3 separate regions of the Mus musculus genome follow, and regions 2 and 3 are each linked to region 1. A link is a loop called in an ENCODE intact Hi-C map of the cell type or tissue named here. Cell type or tissue: heart. All regions are shown on one strand.

Region 1 (8,000 bases):
CTCAGTACAGGGGAACGCCAGGGCCAAGAAGTGGGAGTGGATGGGTAGGGGAGTGGGGGGGGGAGGGTATGGGGGGACTTTTGGGATAGCATTGGAAATGTAAATGAAGAAAATACCTAAATAAATAAAATTAAATTAAAAATTAAAAAAAAATAGAAGTGGAGCTTCTGGGAAGTGATTAGGTCAGGAAATCCTAATGGGTGGAAATAGTTCGTGCTGGTTATAGAAGCGACCACCCTAGAAATTCCTCAGCCTTTCTGTTACATGAAGACAGTAAAAGATAGCTATCTTCCCACAAGCTTTGACAGCAAACAGCTCTTATTCCAAAAGGATTTAGACAGAGTTTATTCAGAGCCAAATATAGATGCAGGTTTCCCTGAATGACAAATTCTACCATGGGAATGATCAGATGAAGTTTCCAGAGTTATAGTACAAAAGATAGTCATAAACCCACGTACTTTCCAAATATATTTTTGGAAACTGCAGGTAGACTGGATTTAACAAAGCAGAGGAAACTCTGTCATAGGATTCAGATGCCACATATCATCACTCTAACTTGGGAGGTAGAAGTTAGTGGTCTGCTAAGAATACATTACAGAGGGTTTACTGAAAGAGAAAAGAATGTTAGACTAGATACAGAAGTGAATAAAAATGTCTTGAAAAAGAATAAAAATAACCCAAGATGATGTGGGTCCTTGATCAGTGTCCAATAGTCCAATTCTCTACAATCAAGTAGTCAGTCAGTGTGAAATAGCTTCAACACAGGTATGGCCTTTCAGGAGGTAGGTCCTCACAGACACCATGTCTTCTAGCATCTCAGTCTTGAACGTCTCAGCTTGAATGAAATGCATTCTGTAACTTTGAAGTCACCTACTCCCAGCACTACAGTGGCTCACATGGCCAGTGAAGATCAATCTTGATTTTCAGTTTGAATTGGTTGAGATGTTCCTAGGCTAGTAAACCCTACCTAAGATTGTGTCTGGGAGGTGTTTTCAGAGCTCAGTCAGCTCAACACGGGGGTTTCTACATGGCCCCTGGATGAAATGAAGGCTGGAAGGAAGCCAGACAGTGTAGACACTTCTCTCTTGCTCTCTGCTCCCTGGCCACCGTGATGCAAGCTCCCTGCTAACTCTTCCACCATGATGGATGGCAACCTCTGAAACCATGACCCAAATAGATATTCTTTCTTTTAAGACTACTCCGTAAAAATCCATATCGTGCTTTTCAACTCTGAATATAAGCACTGTGAATATGATGTCATGAATTATAGCACAAGATACTGATCACCTTGCCTGCCTGCTCATGCCCCAACCCCAACTCCAATCCCTGCTCTCCAGTTGCTGGCCTTTGACTGTGATTCCTCTCCTCTCACTGTTAACTAGCCCGCTGATAACCATGAGATCACCCATGGATCATAGGTGATCATCTCCTCTCACTGTTAACTAGCCTGCTGATAACAATGAGATCACCCACAGGTGGTCAGAGTCCCCACTTCAGGAGGGCAGATCAAGGTACAGAGAGAAGTTACATTTGAACAAGTGATCATGGTGTCAGAGCACGTATCAGTTAAAAGAACACAATGACAGGAAACCACTACCATATACACTTTAGCGTTGTGAGCACAGAGAGGCAGGAACGTGCAGCAGCCAGGAAGAAGACAACTGCCACAGCGCTGACCATCTGTCTACATTGCACCTGCTACTTCCTAATAGTGTTCTATTTCTAACCTTCTGAAAGTGCAGTCGTTTAGTAGTGCCAGTGGTACTGTTGGTTAGTGCCTTCTACTTACATAAAAGAGTAGTTATTTAACTTCAACATAAATGAGGAATTTAGATTGGAAATTAGCATAGTAGATAAAGTGCTTTTCACACAGGCCAAAAGACCCAAGTCCATACCCAATACCCATAAAACAACAACAATAACAACAACAAAACAATTACAGCAATCTTCCCACAAACACCCCAAAAACACCTAGATATGAAGGTGTGCATCTATAATCTAGCACTGCAGAAACAAGACTGGCAGATCTCTGTGGCTTGTGGACAAGTCACTCTCGCTCACTCAGAAGGATCCAGAGCAGTGAAAAACCCTGTCTCAAAAAAAAAAAAAAAAAAATCCAAGCACATACACGCAGCACGCCCCCTCCCCACCCCCACCCCCAAAAAACCGACCAAGCTAGGCATGCACACTTATGCAAATGACTGGCACATGTGTCCTCCTCCACTGTCACTAATGGATTTTTAGGAGGAAATTGGCCTGGAAAACTCCCCTAGGAAGAATGAAGTCATTTCGACCATTCAGTTCTAATATTGCTTCACAATCCTTTACCTGAGTTAGTTTTAGTTGAAAACTTTCCCAGGCAGAACCACAGTGAACAGTCATTAACAAAGACAGGAGACCTGGTTGAAAAGTAAACTCCATTGAGCTGATGTCCCAAAGGGAGTGTAAAGCAGAGGTGGGAAGGGGAGTGGAGCAATGAGCTAAGCACAGCCTATCCCGTGTGCACAGCTCGGAACCAATTAGTGTCACACACCTCCTGACGAGTCAGTAGCGCTCAGGATGAGGGAAGAGGCACAGCTCCGTGATGACAGAATGGGACACTGGCAGAGGCACCCACTGTAGCACCAGTGGGGCGTTGAAGTCTATTGGCTCCAGCATAGCAGAAACCCTGTCCCGGGAACCAACTTGTGAGCGGCGTGTGGACCACAGCACTCTGGACACCAGGAAGTTTGGAAGCACCTCACTGACACTGAGTCCCCGAGGCGAGCTTACCACACTTACATTATCCCTTTGCCAAATGAGAAACTGAGTCTGAAAAGGATTCAAAGCCCTGAGGGGTTCTGTGTGCACAGCACACACATCCCAATTAACTGTGTACCTGCCAAGTTTGGAAAAATAATGAATATCCAAAACAAAACAAAACAAAACAAAACAATAGTCTTGAAGAGGGGAAGGGGAGGCCAAGAAAGTAGGCCCAGGCGGCAGGCATTGCCCTTGTGGGTGCTGATCATTGTCGTGTTCCCATGTCCCAACCCCTCTTTTGATACCTGGATCTGTGGATATGGATCATAATAGGCAGGATTATGATGAGAAGGGGAAAGAAGATACTGGAGGGAGAATCTACCTCTAAAATTATTTGTAGTCCAGATGCCGGGCCCTTCTCCCCTTCTGTTTGAGAGGCTTTTCCAGAGTGGATGCTTCCTTGCCTGGTTTCTTTGAGCCAGGTGTTCTCAAAACCAGAGCATATCATGCTGTGTCCTCTGCTGACTTCAGCCCCAATACAAACCAGGATCCGTATATATTATTATCGATTAAAGGGAATACTGAAGGTGGCCATAAAAGAAATGGGAAAGAGATATACCAAAGAGAGCCATGGTCAAGGAAAAGGGGAGGAGAAATAGAGTCTAGAGGGCCCCTCTTCAGGAGGCTGGCTGTCCACCATTGTGTGCAAAAGGTAAAAGGGTTGGGAGCAAATGGGAGACCTGAGTGCTGGCCAGACCTTGGACTCCATTTTCCATCTTCAGCATCTCTCTCCATGTGAACCCTCACTCCCGACCCCCAGCCTCATGCTTTGGGTAGCCAGGAGAACAGGGCAGGTGCAAGCACAAGCCCGGAGGGCAAAGCTTCAAGACCTGCCGTCTTAGACCTCCCATCTGGACACTCACAAGCTGGTGCCTGGAGTCCTTGGTATGCTTTCAAAGCAGCCTATGTTTGCTACCCACTGGAACATAAGAAAAGACATGTCCTCTGCTTCGGCATTGCCTGCGTGATACCACTTGGCAGCCCTTCAGGATTTTATGACAAATAGTAATGAATAATTAACTAATCATTTGAGCTGCTACCAAAAGCCTGAAGACAACAGCATCGCCTGAGCTCAGCACCACCCAGAGGGACCGTGGCAGTGCTCCACTCTTTATAAAGGCTGGCCAAGACTCCAGCTCTCTGATGCCTCCTGCCAGGTTGGCAGGAGACATATCAGTCTTCCTAGATCTGCTTGTCACCAGGCTGTTCACACAAGAGGGGCACGGATACAGCTGAGGGTTTCTCCACACTGCCACACTTCTCTGTGAGGGGTCAGAGTTTTGGGGGCCCAGAAGCTCTGGAAGCTTCACTAAGTAGGCATCCCTGCCTGAGAGTGGAGAGGGACATTTGGCAGTGTCTTGTGACATTTTGATCAGCAACTAGTGGGCAGAAGCTAGAGAGATGCTGCTAAGCATCGTACGGCACACAGGACAGACCTTGACAACAAAGAAACCAGCTCTCCTGGATGTCCACCCTGCAGCAGAGTAACAGAAGGATGTGCCACTTGACCAAGCCCCCATGTCATTACAGTGAGGCCAAGACCAAAGACACTTGGGCTCCCTCGAGTGGTGAATAACACTATGACAGCCAGGAAGCACCCCTAGCTGCAAGAGGTGTGTGTGTGTGTGTGTGTGTGTGTGTGTGTGTTTCAATTATGCCATCTTATCCATCACAAAGTGTGCATCAGTTAATGGTGACAGTAATCTTGATGAATTATTAATGAGCCATTTTCTTCTCTCCATGTTGTTAATACCAGTGCAGGCGTCTTTGCATTGACACTGGATTTCCTTATGATTAACCAGAAATATGTTCTTCCCATTTAGTTTAGAACAGTGCTTGAATATGAATCTGTGTGATTCCTTTCTGGGGTTTGTGTGTGTGTGTTTAATTTTGATTTTTGTTTCTTTTTTTGTTTTTGTTGTTGTTGTTGCTGTTCTTGTTGTTGGGTTTTTTCCCCCTTAATGGAAACATCAGAGTCCCTGTCATGTTCTCATTTCCCTTTTGGAAAGAGAATACTAGCGTTCCTCAAGGGGAGAGCACACAGGGTGGTAGGCAACTGTACGATTCTGTTTCCCCATTTCCATCTCATAAGGCCACTCTGTAACTTTCTCTCAACATATCCCCATTTTTCATTAAACTTGAGAGAAAAGTTTCTTTCACTGACTTAAGGACCTGCCAACCTGTGTCTAGCTTCACACTGTAGGACATTGTGTTGTCCTTCTGTCTAGTTAGCCAGCCAGATTTCTCATGAGGAAGCTGATTCCCTTCAACTTTTGATCCAAAGTAAGGAGATGTCTGAGTCTTCTTGTGGGAATTCTTAGCACTATTACAACCAGAAACGGTGGTGGGGTTAAATGAAACCGGCACATGGAGATAGGGTTAGCTCTGAATGTTAGTACCCTGGGAGAATCTCACAGGCTGAAGCCAGTGTCAGCAGGACTGCATTCCTTCCAAAAGCTTTAGAGAAGAGCCTGTCCCTTTTCATTCTCCAGGGTCAACAGCCCTCTTCTTCCCTTTCATCTCATTTAAAGACAGTGACAGCAAACCTCTGTGGGCATTACTCAGAAGCCATCTTTCTATCTTAGATTTTCTTTTTAAATCCTTTAGTTACTATACTCACAAACACCTTAATAGATATTGCTAGATTTAGTCCTGGGTTGTTGTAGGTTTTCTTGCTATCACCGTAAGCTATTTTTAATTTAAATTATTATCAAATTGTTATAACAGAGTTCATATCTATTGGTTTGTGTAGAAACTGTATCATTATCTGAAAATTAGCATTTCAGGAACCACTGTGGTCAGCCTTGGTGACAAATGAATGTGTTATTCTCTGTCCTTTTGGCAACTGCCGCCAGGCTTTGAACATGATTATAACTGAAAGTATAGTTAAATACCATACCTTGCATAAAAGTATAGTTAAATACCATAGCATACCTCCTATAGCCTTGTACTGGAATTGCCAGTGAGCTCTCATATCTGGGAAGGTTGTTCTGTCCTGTGCTGGGGCCCCCAGGCCTGTCTGGTGGTCAAGAATATCTATCTCACTTTTAGAGACCAGGAATTTCTCTCAGTTAAAAATGCTAAGAATCAAGGCTGGACACCATACACACCAGCTGTTCTTTTGTAGTTACTTCACCATAGAGGAATTCAGCAGTTTGTTGTGTGGAATGCTGGGCTACCCACTAGAAACCAAGAACATGTTTTTGTTTCAAGCTGAAGCACTGGTTATATATGAATTTAAACCAATTTAGTAAACAAACAAACAAACCATTTATACTCTGATAACCACAGGTGGGCTATGCATCCAGGTGGCCTAGAGATTCCCAGTCAGTTTCCTTTGCCCTTTGTCCAGAAGAAACCACCCAGAAGATAGCCCTGTGACTCATGTGGGCCCAGGCCTCCCTTCTGTTCCTACTCCCCGGATAGCGGAGAACCTTTCTGGAAGCTGTCCTAATGGTTTAGGTCATATCTTTGTATCAGTAATTTCCACTACAGCGATCCTCCAGCACCCAATTAAGAACTGACTGTGGCTGCCACACCCAGCTGCTTGGGAGCACAATCAGGATCTAGTAGTGAAATGGGGAGGGATGGAGCTAAACAGGGTCAGAAGTGCTTGCCAAGGAAGCAACCCTGATGACCTCTGCCTGCTGCTGCTGCTGCCACCGCCCCCCGTGCCCCACCTCCCCCTGCCACCACCACTGCTGCATGCAGACCCGTGAGGTTGTGTGTAGGGCTGTGTTTGAGAAGGTCCACTCATGGGTGATGGCCTAATCCTATTGCCATTTTGTATTCGTTTCTTTTGAATTATTTCTTTTCCTCATCCGTGTCTCACCTCCAGCGTGACTTCATTGATGGACTTCTTCAACAGATTACACATGGCTTCTTTGCTGCTTACGGTTCACTCAAGGAAATCACGGTCTACTGAGAGGTCAGGGGAGTAAACTATCAACTGCCATCCAAGGAGGTGAGGAATCCTCAGAGAGAGAGAGTGAGTTGTGTGGTGTACCTCAGGACATGGAGGAAATTAGACCTAGCCAGCTTTGGAGGCCAAGGAGATAGGTTCTCTCATCAGATGCAAAGAGCAAAGGAGCAGGGGTAAGATCCCAAGGCCAGAGGAAGCAGAGAAGATGAACAGGCTTAACTAAAGGTCTATTGTGGAGACAAGTTCTTCAAGACAACATGGAACTCAGAATTAATGAAAACAACGAGGAGTGAGGCTGGAAGAATAAGGTGAGACCAGGTGAATAACGGGCCGGGTAGTATGTATTAAGGAAATTGAACCTCATTATTCTGAGGTAGTGGGGAGCAATGAAAAGCTCTACAGTAGGAAGATGATGTTATCAAGTTTGTGTTCTAGAAAGCTCCATCTAATTGTGGTGCTGGAAATGAATTATCTTACATACTCATTTATTTAAAATGTAATTATTATAATTACATATAATAACATGATAACTACACAAAGTATCTTAGTTATTTTTATATCAGGTCTGAGGTTTTACGTCTGTGTTTTTCTTTTTTTTCCGAGACAGACGGATTAGTCTCTGCAGTAGGCGTAATCCTCTTCCAAAGACTATTGACATAAATTAGTTTTAGCCAAACTAACATCTTAATTTTTGTGAATAAGGAACGTGTGAAAAGGGATGAAAGTTCAAGAAGGAAGGGCAGATACCGTGGAGGGTGTAGCTTCTTCTTGCTTCTCTAGACAAGCAGTTTCTCTTCTCATAACCGTCTTCCTCATTCCTTGTTCTTCAGCAGAAATTTTATACTTACAAAATTATACCTTCATGTAGTCTTTATTGGCCCTTTGAAAGCCAATGTCTGTTGTTTTTACCTGTTCTCTTTCCACATGACTTTAGCATGTATACCTTTCTAAGTCATTCTTTCTGATCATCTCACCGCTGCAGCTACGTAGCATGCTGTCATGGGCAGGCCTCATAAGTCACATATTCCTTTTCCAATACCGGCCATTCAGATGGCTCCCCATCTTTTGATTTGGCAAACAGTAAAGCAATTAATAATGATGCCATTGTCATTTCTCACATGAGCAGGTGCCTCTGTAGGATAACTCCTCCAAAAAGGGGTGACAGGAGCTCAGTGTCTTTCAGCAATCTTGATTGAGATGGCAGAAGTGCTGTCCACCGAGCTTGCATCCGTTCACAATCCAAGGGGAAATGTGTGAGTTTGTCAATGCAGTACAA
Region 2 (8,000 bases), 190 kb before region 1:
ATGCAGTGCCTCCATGTATGTGTGTGTGCGTGTGTGTGTGTGTGCGCGTGCGTGCATGTGCGTGTGTGTGTGTTATAAATGCTACCTGAAACACCCAGGCTCATAACTCATAATCATGACATGTTATTATATGTATGAATTTTAGGTTTTTTTAAATTGTACATACAAAGTTTTCTTCTTTTTTTTTAAGATTTATTTATTATTATATCTAAGTGCACTGTAGCTGTCTTCAGATGCACAAGAAGAGGACATCAGATTTCTTTACAGATGGTTGTGAGCCACCATGTGGTTGCTGGGATTTGAACTCAGGACCTTCAGAAGAGCAGCCAGTGCTCTTAACCGCTGAGCCATCTCTCCAGCCCAAAGTTTTCTTCTTAAAGTCTTCTATGAGGAAACAATAAAGAAAACAAGGACTTAATATTCTTCTACCATATTTCTCTTACTGGAATGTTGGATTGTAAGCATTGCTGTTTGAAGAGCTGGGTGAGATGGTACCTGTCTGTAATCCTAGCATGCAGGAAGCAGAAGCAGAGGCACCAGCCATAAATTCAAGGCCAGCCTGGTCTGCAGAGTGAGTTTCAGACCAGCCTGGTCTGCATAGTGAGTTTTGGGCAAGCCAGAGTTATATATCAAGATGTGTCTCAAGAAAAAAAAAAAAACTTTTTTTTGGCTTGAACTTCTGACTGGGGTTTTATTTTAAAACTTGTTAGATGTTGTTTACCTCAGCATTATGGCAGAATTTTCAATAATTCCTGAAATGGCTGTAATGTCTTGCTGCTAGTTTGTCCTTTGTATTTATGCGCCTCTGTTTTCAGCCCTGAAAATTTAAGATCAAGACATTAATCAACTCTGCAAAACATTTAAAAGCTTTCTCTTTTGCATTATCAAATATTCATCAAAGATTTCTTTATGTAAAAACAAATAAGCACAAGTATTATGGTATGAAGTTCTTTAAATGTCAAAATCATGTGTAAATCATTGTTCTAAAACAATTTATGGTTCATCAATAATGTTTGATTTGTAGACTTACTTACCTGGATAGCTGGGATCATGTGAAACTTCTCTGGTGAAAGGTTACAAGTGTGACAAGGTAAAAGCCCTGTTCGCACCACAGAGTTAGAGGCTCCTTCTCTGTAACCCGGTGTTCTAGGCATTCTCTTTCCTTAAGATACAGGATGTTAGGCATGGAATAAAGCATTGATTATCTCTGGGCTGCTACATGCTAATTCACCAAAATGATGCTGTGTTGGTGCTATTATTCAGTTTCCATCTTGCTTGTAGTAGTAAGGCTGGTGAGGTGTTTAAACTGGATTCCAATATTGTTTCTCTCATGATATGTTTCCATTATAAAAGGAACTATAAGAGATGATGTTTTAAACGACAGTTAATTTGATACAGATTTTATTTTTACTTACCAGTTTCCTTCAAAATATCTCCAGCAGAACATTTTCCTCACATTTTCCTGTGTAAGATTGGAGTATGCTGATCTATAGCCATTAGACTCAAGTGACTAAAGTGGTAGGCTTTTAAAAGGGGATTTTTTTTTCCCCAGAAAACAACATTATTGACATCTTCTTTTTAAAAGATTTAGAATGTTTTTGAAAAACCTGACTTTCGTATTTGTACACTCCTTTAGTACCACCACTGTGTGCAAGGACCATACTGTAATACTCCTTGTGCAGCTGCTATGTCTGTCCACCTACTGTGAGACTATGACAGTAGTGGAAGCACAAGGGCTGACATTTTAGAATGGTAAAATTTCACTTTAGAAACTGCAAAGAGTATGTATCTCATATAAGGAAGCAGTTACTTTATCTTGGAAGATGAATTAATAGTTTTTATGAACAATTCATGATGAAAACAGGTACCTATTCTCTTCTGCAAACCCTTAATTGCATTCTGTTTTCCTATAGCCCAGAGGCAGTTGCTAACTGGGTAATAGGCTGGAGCTGATTCTAGCAAGGGGTTGGCTGTGGCAGGACTAGTGGCAGTTCAAAGCCATCCTGGGCAACATAGTATCCAGACCCTGTGTCATAAAACCAAAACTCACTCAGCTGTTTATTTTCATTAAATACTAATGATTTTTCTATCCTTTGCTTCTTTGTTAGATGGATGCTTTCTAAACCCAGTCTGACCTCTAGCCTTTGTCTAAAACATACGCCCAAATTAATTACTATTAAAAATAAAATGCTCTAGGAAAATATAAGATTGGTTTCAGCTTATTTATTTACTAAAACTAAGACTCAGTATTCTTTCTTCTTTAGTTCTTTTAGATAATATAACTTGTATAAATTAATTAATTGATTTATATAAAATTCTTGTAATATTTTGGCTAGGCATAGAGTTTTATAAGATACCACATTCTCATGATGTTTTTTAGAACTGTGCTTTCTGTCACTTACTTTGAAACAATGGTATCTTATTTTTGTAGTGTTAAGATAGAAATTTATAAAACACGTAGAACATGCAGCAGTATTTATGGCAAAGGTGCTTGCTTATGTTGGAGACTCAGCAAAAAGAGAAATGTCACCCTGTGGAATTTAGTAGCAGTTGGTAAGTCTGAGCATCCCTCGCTCACTTGTGTGCCTCCTCGTAAGCGGATGTGTGTGCTCTCTCTCTGCAGAGCGGGAGCTGTGGGAGCTCTGCAACAAGTGCAACCTGATGAGGCCGAAGCGCTCCCACCACTGCAGCCGCTGCGGCCACTGCGTCAGGAGGATGGACCATCACTGTCCTTGGTAAGGAGATACTTGTCACCACACTCAAGAGCTGCGGCAGGAGGATTAGCTAAGGAAAAGACAGTGAGAACCTGTCAGCTTTAAGAAAAACTTACATTAAAATCACTCCATTAAACATTTTTGTAATAAAAATGATTCTTGCAAATCCCAGAGTAAACTATCCCTCACTTATCCCTGCTACCAAGAAAACACTTGAGCAAAAACTTTGAGCAGAATTACTACATACCCAACCACAGAAGGACTAAGGTGCTTATATCAATGAGGCTTGGAGGCAGAGTATTTGGCCCAAGGTCAGATGTGTGGAAGCACTTACCTCACAGCTGTTTTTCCTGTCGGGGAGAAAAGCCGCAATGTCCACTGCTGAGATTCCTCTTTTCTTACTCAGGAGAAGAACAACACTTTTCACATTCACTGATAACTCTCTTCTACTCATTATACCTTTTAGAGTGTTTTCTGTTGGATAGCAACATTTTGTACATGTTGGATATATATATATATGTAAGTGCTAATTAACTTTCTGTAGAACTGCCAATATTTTTGGTCAATAGGGGGCTCTGTTGTAATATTTAAAGTCATACTGTTAAAAAGTAGATCTAAAAAATGCTCTGAGAATCGATTGTATTTCATTTCAAAGCTGTCACAAAAAACTTTGAGCAAGGTATTATATTTAATTTTGCTTATTTAACATTGAATCTTGTTTAAATATTTAAATTGGTATAATAGAACTTTATAAATATATGTCCATATATATCTATTTATACATGCATGCATACAGGAAGTTAACTGTATAATAGCCTCCTTTAACCTACATCCATTTACCTGCAGTTGGCCAAGGAAGGCAGTTTTCCTTTGTTTAATGATGCTAGTCAATTTCACTTGCCTTATGTTTAACTCATTTTGATAGCATTGTTAATTAACAAACTTTTAGTTGAAATGTTTTTTTAACTATAAACTGTTTATTTACATAGATTTCCAGAGACTAGAAAAACAGACTAGCATTTTTAAATAAAAGCACTTTAGGTTTTCTAATTGTCTAAATATACTGTAAGATACTATATACTATGCCATACAGTGTTTAAAAAGTGTACCGTATTTTTAAACCTCAGTGGTATTTCCAGTCACAATAATAGCATATCAAAAATACTATGTGAAATCTTCAGGTAGTTAATTCTCACACTAAAAGCTCATAGTACTTTTTTTTTGTATTATTTTTCCTAATCAACTAAAAATATAATAAGCATTTATGGAATAGCTGGGTACTGCTGCTTCCTTACAAAAGAGTGCTATAATTAAAAAAAAAAATCATCCGGGCAGTGTGTCTGTTGGTATTAGTGATATTTGTTTAAGGTAAAGACTAGGTCATTGGTGAGGAAATGAAGCTGTCTTTAACTTTCAGTGTACTGTTGAGATATTTCTGTTCCTAGGCTTCAGTGTCTGGTTGAGGGTATTGGTGGGAGGTTAGCAAGGAAGGTGGCCTGCTCTAGATTTGGGGATTTCTGTGATTGAATTTTCTAGCAGAGTGCCGCTCAGATCCGAGTGAGGACAGTGCATGGTATTAATTTGAAGCAGAGGATTCTTACACTTTAACAAACTGCTACATTTTAACCATCTCAGCTTCAGCTCTGATCTGATGATCACTACGTCTGGTCTTTGTTTTGTCTCTGACTGTTCTTTCTAAATAGTTTAAATTCAGGCACCGCATACTAAGCAAGGGCTCTTCGCCTTTCAGGGTTAGATGCTGTTTCCGAGCAAGGACCTGTGCTGTGTTGTTCTGCACTAGAGGAGGGGAGGAGGATGCATAGCAACAACCGAGCAGAGTTTGAGGCTTAGGGGAGCCACTTCTCTTAAGAGTCTCTCTTTCAGGTTACAGGGCTTAGAGTTGACCTGTTTACCTAGTGTGTGCTCTGTAATCTCAGATAAACCTCTACAAGCATTCCAGCTCAGTTCTAGTTTTGATTTTTTTTAAAATAATGTAAAACAATATATCTTTAACAATTTAAGCTACGGATTGAACTTGCTATGTATATATATATGCATTCTCTCCTTTGGTGATAGTGTAGTCCTAGTTTAAAGGAAAACATATAATTCTGAGAAAAATAATTTTATATTAAAATTTAAATTAGATGGTACCTTAAAAATATACCCATTTTGTAAAATAGGATACTCATTTTAAATGGACCTTGATAATTTATGATTATATATTATCATTATTATAGTTAGACTTTACTGTTGTTTTCACAGATAGTACATGTAAGTGGTTTTGAATACATTTTTAGTTTCAGCAGACAAGGATAGATATTTCATAAAGTAAACATATAAAAATAAAATGGTGAGCCTCTCAGTTCTGTCCATGTAGCAAGTCTGAGTTGCTTTTCTCTGAAGTGTTTAAATTGCTCTCCTCTGCTAAAGTGCTGCAAGGAAGGGCAGGGTCCAGCCTTTGTCTCTTCTGAGTATCCTCAGGCCAGTGACCTAATCCACTATGCATCTTCTTGTGTCAGTTGGCACAGGGCACCGGGCTAATGTGAGCTGGAGTAATGTAGTCTCTAGCTGGCCTCCTTGGTAAAGGAGAAGGCATGTTAAAATGTGTATCTTTAAATAGCTGGAGTTGAGGTTTAGGTGAGACTTACCTTCATGATCCTGATGTGAGCATCTTACTAAACCTTCACTGTTTCTTTTTCATTTTCCCTTTAGGATAAACAATTGTGTGGGTGAAGACAACCATTGGCTCTTTCTGCAGTTGTGTTTCTACACTGAGCTGCTTACTTGCTACGCACTGATGTTTTCTTTCTGCCATTATTATTATTTTCTTCCACTAAAAAAGCGTAACTTGGTAAGACATGTTTATATCCACTAATGTTAGAGCAGCTGTGCCGTATGTGTGAACATGGTGGTTCCTGTGTGCGGCCGAGATAGCAGAGAGCCTCACACCAGTGAGCTTTACGGGACACTGGGCTCGAGAGAGCGCTCTGTTGCTCTTTTTAGACAAGTCTCTTTATGACTATTTGTGTTGAGTAGATTTCTTCAGAAGACAAAATATGAGCTCTTTCAGTATATGAGTCTTGGTTTAAAAATAATATAAAATAATGAAAACAAAGGAAAAGTATAAAAATCATGGGCTTTCTTTTTAAAATAAAATCAGACAGGTTTATTTATTTATTTTACTATTTAAAAAAAATTTATACAATTTATTTTGCATATTCTTTCTTCTCCTTCCACTTCTCCCAGATTCTTCCCACCAAAATTCATCTTCCTCTCCTCTCCTGTCTCTCTGTCTCTCTCTCGAAAAACAAAAGCAAAACACTAGGCCAACGAAAACCAAAGTCAAAAATCACCAAACGATAACCACAAAAGAGGGCATAAAGCATGGAGCCTGTGGCGTGTTGCTCATGCTAGGTCTGCCCGGGAGTGCGGGAATTAGTGATATTTTTAAGGTTCTCAGAGAATAGTTAGCATTTGAGAAGAAGACTCTTTGTTTCTGTATTTTAAGCCTAGATCTTGGCCTAAGGTAGTCGTGAACTCTCTGCCTTCCTGCTCATTTCTCCTGAGTGCTGAGATTATAGGCCTGTGCCACCATATCTGGCCTTCTGCTTCCAGCTCTCCCTAGCGGAAAGATGAGTTTGTAGAATGTTCTAGAGCAGCGGTTCTCAACTTCCTAATGACAATCCTTAATACATTTTCTCTTGTGGTGACCCCCAAGTATAAATTGATTTTTGTTGCAACTTCATGACTGTAATTTTGCTACTCTTATGAATCATAATGTAAATATCTGTGTTTTATGATGGTCTTTGGTGGCCCTCATGGAAAGAGTGTTTGCCCACCCCACCCCCCGGGGCGGGGGTCATGACTCACAGGTTGGGAACCTGTAATTTTTAGATATAGATCATTTAAGCAATGCTCAGATTTGTCTAAATGTTGTTGATGATGCTAGCAGCTCCAGAGCCTTTGGTTCCTGACTGTCAGTACTGTACTATGGCCTTCTCACTGTAGAGTCTCTAATATTCACAGGAGAAAGTGGAGGATAGTGGAATGATTGAGCGAGGTACTGCAGGTAGAAAGGGAGGGCGGTTACCCAACCACCTTTAGTTACAGAGCTGATTAAACACAATTTATGCTACTTTTCCAATTAATTTGGGCCTTGGTTATATTTTTAAAGAATATCGTGTGTGTGTGTGTGTGTGTGTGTGTGTGTGTGTGTGAGAGAGAGAGAGAGAGAGAGAGAGAGAGAGAGAGAGAGAGAGAGAGAGAGAGAACTGATGGAGGTGGGTAGTTTCTTTTATAATTACACTGCTTATGCCTTTGCATATAAAGCGCCCTGGTGATAGGTGTGTGGTTAAGCTGTGAAGTGCAAGTGCTGGGAATCTTAGTTCTTTGTGTAGTTGTTTTGGTGTGCATGATTGTCGTGAGACCTGGCTGTTCTGTGTGGTTATAAACCTCAGTGGAGCTGTGTCTTGAAAGTGATTGGATTGTGATTATTAAATATGGTATATGTCATTAAAATTGTATCCAATAACTGAATGAAACTAGAGCCTCATGTGAGCTAGCCTTGCTCTGAACTGTCTCCCTCACCCACTCTTTAGTTTTCAGACAGGGTCTCACATGGCCAGGTTGATCTTAAACCTCCTCTTTCTTACTCTATTGCCAAAACAAGCCTTGAATTTGTAGCCTTCCTGTCTCAGCTGTCAGAAAAGGTTTCAAATGTATTTGTCATTTTCATACTGAAAATACAGTGCTTGTTTCTATTAGAGCTTTAGAAAGGTTTCATCTTGCTTCAGGTTAATTGTGGCATAATTGGTGTTAATTAGAACATGTGAATCATCCAAGAAAACTGTGAGAAAATTGAACCTCAGAAGAAGTGTTTTAAAATTGTTCTGTGGGGTTGAGGTCATAGTTTTTCAAAGTGTGAGAGAGAAGATTTGAGAGGTGTCAGTGGAGAGAAAAAGATCATGAAAAGAGACCCCCTTTCTGAGCAGGGCGGGGTCAGCAGCTTCTGCCCCAGGGGACTAATAGACCTCCATATTTAGATTTTGTTAATCAGTTTTACTGGGGGACAAAAAACTATTCTCATTTTTCCAAACACACATAGTCTGTGACTACTTTTGTGCTCCAACAAAGTTGAGTGGTGGTGACATGGTGTATGGCTAGCAAAACTCAAAAATACTAAGTACCTGCCTGTCAATAGGAAGTTTACCATGGTAGTCAAGAGATCATTTTGAAAGCACACACTCTAGATTCAAATTCTTACTTTCTTTTATTACATGTAGGTTG
Region 3 (8,000 bases), 160 kb before region 1:
GCTTTTATGCATTATTTTGATATTTATTTTTAATGTATATTTGCAGAAAGTTGAGTTAAACAGAAATAACTAGGCTTTTAAAATAATTACCAAGGAATCGGGTATCCTCAAAGGTTGTAATCAAATGAAATAGTTCTTGGAGAGATGTTTGATATTTTAGTAGTTCACTGATTTTTTTATATGATAGAATGTTAATTTTATTTTTCTAAGAGGATTTCAGAATGTGTATTGATATATAAACTTGTTAAAAGTATTTATAAATTTGTTACATCTGAATATAATTTTTTGTTTTTAATAGGATACAACATCTATTGAAAAAATGTCAAATTGTTGTGAAGAAATGTAAGTATTAAGTTATAGTGATCTTATTTAAAAATAGAAACCATACTGTTTGACTACCTTTGAGAATCATGTGCCTATGTTAATAGTAGGAAACTAATATGTTGATTTTTTTTTCTTGGTGTCCTGTCTGAGGCCCAAGCTAGACAGGCGTATCCCAGTCTTACTGTAGGGGTCTTTCAGCCATGGGAGCTTTTAAACAAAATAAGTACCGATCACTCTTGTTCCCTGTCTCACAGAAGTAAGCTAAATTATTTGTCCTGAAAGTACATCAAAAGAGATTTGCTACTGTGTTGTTGACACACATTCTGTTATGCTGAGCTTCTCCTCTGCTTCCAGAGTTACCCTAGGTTGATTGACGATGCAGATACAATATCTGCTCTCCAGAGCTGACGCTCAGCTGCATGCCACATTGAAAGGAAAGCTGCATTTGTGATGCTGAGACACAGTGCATCAGAGTCCAGTAATGGATCCCCAGCCAACCTGTATTGTTTTAGCTGACTGAAGGGCACCATGGGAGTGCTGTCTTTCACTAATAATGCTGTCTTCTGTAGATCGCGGCCCCGAAAGCCATGGCAGCAGACCTTCTCAGAAGTTTTTGGCACTCGTTGGAAGATCCTGTGGTTCATTCCTTTCAGGCAGCGGCAACCACTGCGAGTTCCCTACCACTTTGCCAATCACGTCTAAACAGATGGATGGTGGGCACAGATGGGTCCTCCATGCTGGAAATGCGTTACAGGTTTTATGAGAATAGAACTATGACAGTCTTCAAGTCAATTAAAATCCACCTACCAATCTTAGGCATCATAATGTGCCCCAGGCTTCATTTTAATAGTGATCTTGATCCTGTTGTGGGACTAATACAAGATCTATATTTAAGTTTTAAAAGCATGTTTACTTTTAAATTAGCCTTCCACCAGGGTTTCTTTAAATGCGTTTGTTACTAAACTCAGAAGGCAGTGATTGGGATGAAACAATTGTACATACATTTTCTTCAGTACTCAAAGTTTTTTAAATTTTAATTTATAGGAAATTTGACATGTTTTATGTTTACCTTTAAGCAGTCCTAACCAAATCTGAATTTAATTCTTCAAGTTTACAAAACTGGATACACTTTGTTATGTATAAGTTAAAATGTTACTACTTGCTTTTATATGTGCTGTAGGCTTTTACAGTGCAGTGAGCAACAAGGGGCAGTGCCTGGCTAGGAGCAGCTCTCTGATGCCCTTCTTTCTCCTTCTCAAAACCACAGACGACTCCCCGAGTGTAGTGCACCAACTACTACCTTACTGTGAGGGAAAAACTATGTTTCCCTTCTGCTGCAATCACTGATTGCTTTTAGAATATTTGCTCCCAGGAGAAATGTGTGACCAGTCAGGTTTATATTCCTGTTTTACCCTAAGATTCTAATGACTGAAGAGGGTAGGAAGTTTGCAATAATTCCAGTTACTTCTTCAAGTGCAGTTATATTAGAAAGCAGATGTTTTAAAGTGCTAAGCTGAATGGTGTGTAACAGTGTAAGGAGGAGAACTGTGCTTTTAAAGTATGGATACTTTTATTTATCTGCCATTAGATCTCACTGTACACATTGAAGATTTATATATTATAGAATCGATACTGGTCAACTCATATCAAAGTGTAAAAGTGGGTCACTAAATTTATATACCAGTAATCACCCAAGTTGAAATTGAATTTCCACTTGTAATTCGCATCACTCTAGAGACCTTTTATTAATGTCAGGAAATTACTGTAAAATAGAATGATCTATGGTAGTGATGGTCTCTTAACAAACATGAGCCTTTTGTATACAAAGACATTTTGTATGATTTAATTTTTTTCATTTAGAATACTGCAATTCCATATGTTTGTGTGCTTAGTAATCTTTTCCCTGAAAAGAGTATTGAACAAATCTACCATTTGTGAACCATCTACATACTTTTCTTATAAGTAGTTGTAAAGTAAGGAATCATAGCTGGGAAATACTGTGGCTAGTTCTTTCAGATACTGTAAATGTCTTATAAAATATTCTGAATAGAATAATCTCTTTGCAGAAATATTAATACCATATTTTCATGTTCTAATTATGTTTATTTAAAAACTTAGAAGTGGCAGATGAAAATATTTATTGGTGCTAAGACATATAGTAAGTTTAATATAAGAAACATTTATAAAGGTTAGGAAACATAAAATTAGTATGTTTTAGTAAGGGCGAAGGGGTTGGGTTTTGTGTAAGCTGATTGACTAACTTGGCCAATGACAGTTACTGAAGGAAGTGGTGTACATAGACTGTTGGGAGGTAGAAGTTGAATGCCTTCAGCTGTATATATTCAGTTCACTCAAGACCTGGAGCATCCAAAGCAGAGCCAAACGAAAGCCCAGCGTGGAGCTTTGTAAACTGCTTTATACTTCTGGAGCAGTAGTAGCTCTGACACAAGGTAACGGGCGTGATCCCTTCCCCATGCTGGAGTTCGTGGGTTTGGTCTGCTTACATGTACCACTTCTGGGCACATTATCTACCCTTTCTCTTTACTCTCCCTGGTCCTGACCCCTCTCTGCAGTTTCCTAACTAGTCATTGTACTTGATGCACTAGTTTGATCTACAGAAATGCTGTTATTGATGTATTTACATAAGAATCTATATTGCAGTATATCTATATATACTTACATAGTATTGTTAAATGTATATGTCTAACCCCCGGAGGGGTTTGTAATCACTCTAAAGATTCCTAGAGAAAAACCTGTTGGCCATTTCCTAGGGATTAAGCTCCTATGTTCTTTCTGCGCCCTCTTTTGGCTAATTGATGTAATTATCCTGGCTCTTGAGGTTTTTACTATCCTGTTAGTGGGTTGTATAGCCAATCTGTGAACATGCCAGAGGTATACATGCCAGTGTATACTTATAGGAACATATGTATAAAAGTGTAAAGTTTTATAAAAATTGAAAATGAATGTGTTATTGTTGGTGATGTTCCTTCTTGGTAAACTGCCTGGCTTCATGTATGTATATTCTTGTACACTTTTTACTGTCAGTCACAAATTTCGATTAGTTTAAGCTGTTTCATGTATTTTACTTTAAACCTTATTTTGGCAACTTATCTTGTTAGCATTATAAAAACTTACTTAAAATACTATTTTACTACAAAACAAAACATTTATTACAGTTGCTGTGGTAACTGTTATTCGGTATGTTTTACTATTTTAAAAAGTACATTTAATTTTTTCAATTCAATTTTGGGATTGTCCCCTTCCACACACACACAAAGGTTCAATTACCTTAAAATAATTAGTAATTGGTTAATAATATTATTTTTCTTTGCTTTTTAAAACGCTTGTCAATGAGAGTTAACCCTGTAGATTATTCAATAGCCTCTTTATTTGTCCCTCTCAGTAACCATGGGAATAACTACCCATGTGGGGTCTCAGGAAGCGATGGAGCAAGGGCAACCCCTTCATATCTACAGTGCATTGAAGTATTTATAAGCTTCCTGTTTAATTTTAGCAAAATGTGTGTTAAGTGACATTTTTACATTAGCAAAGTCACCTCATGGGATCCTGCAGTTAAAGTGTTAAGACGAGGCTGCAGATACTTGGTAAACAATTAGAATTGGGCACGCAAGGTGGCTCCATACAGAAAGGCATTTGCTGTACACGGACCCACTTAGGTGAAGAAGGGGAAAAAAGCTCCTGGCTTCATAGAGTTGTCCGCTGACCTCCACAAACATGCCTTGTCAGTCACGCCCCTCCCCATCATCATTGTTCATTCATCGCCTCACACACAGCACACACAAACGTTTCTGATATCCAATTGGATAAGCTTGATGTAGGTAACAAAGGGCTGGGTTCAGAATCTCCTAAGCATTAAACAGTCTACTAAGGAGTCTTTGTTACCAGGCTTCCATTTCAGATTACTAAGCTAGCTGATGTTACATGAAAATAAAAACCTATTTTGTTTTATAATTTATATTTAAAATGTTTTAGTTAACATAAAAGCCATTTAAATTTGTAGCTAACATAAGATCCTGTTTTTCAGAAGACAATTTACTTTTAATAGTAATAAAGTAGGGGCTGATGTGTACCTCAAAAATTATAGTGCACAAGATGCCCAGGATTTAATGCCAAGAACCAGGAAAAGACAAGAAGAGGATGTAGACAGTAGCTACACACTAGATGCAGAAGAGCTGAGTTGAACATCTCAGAACGTTTCATTAATGTGCAGAAGTGGTTCCATGAAGGACGGTGGCTCATTCCAGCTATTCTTAATGAGACTTTGGGTTATTTTCCTACAAGCAACTGTTTTGCTCGAGAGATGTATTAGTTCTAAACAGTAATCACAAAGACTAAAATTAAGAACACACTTCCTAACGGGAGATACAAATGAATTTAGATGAAAGCCACATAGTTTTTGTGTTAGTTCATGTGTAGTTTGAATGTTCTTACATGTATTGCTAAAAAAGAAAAAAAAATCACAATTTGTCTTGCAGTGGCTTAATATGGCACTAATATTCATTAGCTCTATACTAATTTCTGTCTAGACTGTCTGTTCTCTGGGTAGTTCTATTGTATGACTTGTATCAGTAAGTAGATAGCCTAGCTACAGTTCACTAAACTATAGTACTTCATTATGTACATTTTTGACATAACCTCTACTATACATACATATATTGGGAATTTATTACAAACATTATATCATTTAGTAATAGTTAAAACATTAGACTTTCATCCACCTCTACTAGTGCTTTGAAAATCACAAATATTGGCAAATGTAGTTAGTAAGTCCTGTAAACTTAGTGTGTTCTATTGTTAGCATTATCGACCATGTAATTAATGAGTGAGAATACGATTCAGTACTCACATTGCTACTGTCTTCTGTTGTAGGTACCATGCTCGGAGCTTGCTTACAAATAAAAATTTTAGTATAATTTATATTTAGCTGTTCTTAGAGTCTACAATATTTTACAGTAGAACATGGGAAAGTATTAGAAGCTGTTTACATGAAGTCCTTTATACCAGTATTGTCACCGACTAAATGAACCAATAGTTAGCATTTCTGCTACCTTTCTGATGGTGATGACTTAACTTCAAGAAGTGGCTTTTCTCACTTCTTCCATTATCTTTATGCATTTTTTAAACAAAATTTATTTTTAAAAGCCATTTTGTTAAAACCAACAATATTTTGTGAGTTCTTTAGATGTGGCAATATTATCTGCTAGTGATAATTTGTAGCAAGTTATCATTATTATTATTATTTGGAGACAGGGTTTTACTGGCTTTGCACTCAGAGTCCTCCTACGTTTGCCTCCCACATTCTGGGGTTATAGGCATATGCTGCTGTGCCTGGCTCAGTGCTTAAAACTCTTAAGTCATTGGTAATACTGATTTTTCATTATCATATCTTTTACTATATTACAGCTTTCCCCTGTATCTACCCTAGAGTTCAGGTACCAATGAGTAATGAGTATCTAAAAACTAGATTAAGAACATTGGGGACGTTAGTAAGATGGAGTGAAGGCTAAGTGGACAGAAATAGCCAGCATCTGAAAAGAGCTGACTAGAGACAGCTGTGATAGCCAGCACTGTCGCTGACGCCACGTCACTGTAGAGGTACCTGCACAGCCATTGTGGGAAGCATTTGGTTTGAGCTGTTTGATCTCCACTTAATGTTCTTTCTCCTTAGCTGGCCAGATGCTCTTGAGAGATTATTTTTGATTTCAGATAATTGTGTAGGATAAGTTAAATTCAAGCATTTTTAGCATGCACATGTTAAAAATAACATAGAAGTGTAGCTGTAATACAAAGGAGAAGTGATTGCTTGCCCAAAGTTTGAAAAGATCTGGAACCTGTCTGAGGAGTCTTTTGGCAAAGAAATACTGAGTCACCAGAGAAAATCAACGACTCAGTTATGAAGGAAGGGATCTGTTGGGCTTCGTGAGACCCTAGAGGTCTTCATTTCTGAAGCCCTTCATTTCCTCATGTGTAAAAGTAGTGTTTCCCATAGTTGCTCAACTGTGTAATTAACTAATTGCACGTATAAAACCTAGTTTTCATCTCACTAGCTTTATAGGGAAAGATGTAGCCCGAGCTTCCGGGGCCACAGGCATGCCTCCTCTGGGCTTTGCTTGCCTGTTTCACTCAGCACAGGGTCTGGTTGTTTGTAGGCTGTCGGTTAGAGGGAAGATGCATCTGCATACTGATAGCTCTGTGTCCACACCAGTGTGGATGGGTGATATTTTAACCTACTCGTGCCTGAAATTAGTGTTTTACAACCTGAACAATTAAAACATCCTGGTGCTATTCACTTTATCATTGAGTTACATTTTTAATTCTTGAACCAAAGAATTAGTTTTCTTTTTGGTTGACTGAGAGCTTCTCACATCTGTGTCTGAAGAAGTGAACAGTCTATTGACAGCTTAATTTCAGCAGAGTCAATTGTGAATGAATCTTAGTTAGACTTATTTTTTTCTGTTATGCATATTAGTGTGGGCTTTAATTTTGTACTTTAATGTAACATGGCTACTATATAAGGTATTTTAATAGGCTGAAGCTACTAAAGATTATTGAATCACTTTTCAAAAGTCTCACCAACCCCCCTTGGTCTTACTTCAGCAGTGAAGAAAAATTATCTCTATAAGCAAAGTATTCTATTGGATACTTTTAATGACTGCTCAACCAAATGCTAAAATAAAGGGCAAATAATAGGTCCATTTTACATTACAAGTCAAGAATTTAGTACCTCTGTGTGGGGGCAGGGTATAAACCTTAATGGCTTTAAATAATGATACAGGTATTTACCTAATGAGAATGAAATTAAAGGACACTTTTAAAAACATAAAAGTCACAAACACATGCACACACACACACACACACACGCACACGCACACGCACACGCACACACTTTCCCAGTAGGAAGTCCAAAGGTACGTTGACTTGAGCAAACACCCTGGCAGTTGAACTTCACATCAGAAGCAGTTTGGGTGCTGCTGCTCAGCATCCGTGAAAATTAGTCAGATTATGTAACTGGCAGACTGCAGTCCTCTGGATGGACTTGTCCAGGTGTCTGCTGCTGCTTACGATTGGCTTCTCTGTTCTTCCTTTGAAGCTCTGCAAACACCATCAGGGTTTCCTTAAAACAGACGCTGCCCGGCTGATCACTCAGCCACTCACGGAACCGTGCGGGGGGCTAGGAAGGTAGACAGTCACACTGAAAATGCTTGTGTCCTTTCCATTCGCTTCAGTCCGTGTCTCCTTGAGGGTTGATGCAATATATGGTTTTGCAGTGAATTCTGAATGGAAAAAAGAATCGATTCTTGAAAGGTGACACGCTCGTGTGCATAGATGAGCAAATATGATAGAAAGCAGAGGGAGGGCTGCCCCGGCTCTTGTACCTGTGTTGCCACGGGATTGTTTCTTAATAATTCCACTGCTTGTCCAAGTCTTAAAAGGCAAAGTGAGTCATTTTTCTCAAGTAGGAAAAGAGAGGAGAGAATAGGAGAGAGTTTGCCACTGCTTGCTGTCTCCTGGTGTGATTATTAAAAAGCAAAGAAAAAAATCAACATAGAATAAAAGCAACTAATGACACAGAAGGAAGAAATTCATCCCAGTCAGAGGTATAGGATGAATGGGTTGTAAGCCCAAGGACAGACAGGAAAACAGAGGGAGCATGG

Evidence for each region. Hi-C counts contacts between places; a loop is a spot of excess contacts. Peaks named below come from ENCODE experiments on the same cell type or tissue, not always from the same donor. Only the 100,000 strongest peaks of a DNase experiment are listed, where the experiment ranks them.
Region 2: a loop joins it to region 1, with 2.7 times the contacts of the local background. A loop is called at or near these places in 7 of 42 quality-filtered maps.
Region 3: it touches region 1 in a loop (2.2-fold over the local background); 5 of 42 quality-filtered maps call a loop at or near these places.

The regions. Positions count from the first base shown.
Region 1 is chr4:82,639,542-82,647,541 of GRCm38, reverse strand. No RefSeq gene overlaps it. Among named protein-coding and RNA genes, the nearest start is that of n-THgtg10, 24 kb to the right of the region's middle. In heart, a CTCF peak has its summit at 4,340 (motif pointing left); a DNase peak (open chromatin) is centred at 6,291; H3K27ac peaks cover 544 bases.
Region 2 is chr4:82,833,011-82,841,010 of GRCm38, reverse strand. Zdhhc21 (zinc finger, DHHC domain containing 21) reads left to right here. Exons shown (of 9, transcript NM_026647.4): 5 at 2,624-2,735; 6 at 5,427-5,565. Among named protein-coding and RNA genes, the nearest start is that of Zdhhc21, 23 kb to the left of the region's middle. In heart, a CTCF peak has its summit at 3,281; no DNase peak of the experiment used is centred here.
Region 3 is chr4:82,799,355-82,807,354 of GRCm38, reverse strand. Zdhhc21 (zinc finger, DHHC domain containing 21) reads left to right here. Exons shown (of 9, transcript NM_026647.4): 8 at 299-342; 9 at 894-8,000. The coding sequence ends at 1,026. Among named protein-coding and RNA genes, the nearest start is that of Zdhhc21, 56 kb to the left of the region's middle. In heart, a CTCF peak has its summit at 3,127 (motif pointing left); no DNase peak of the experiment used is centred here.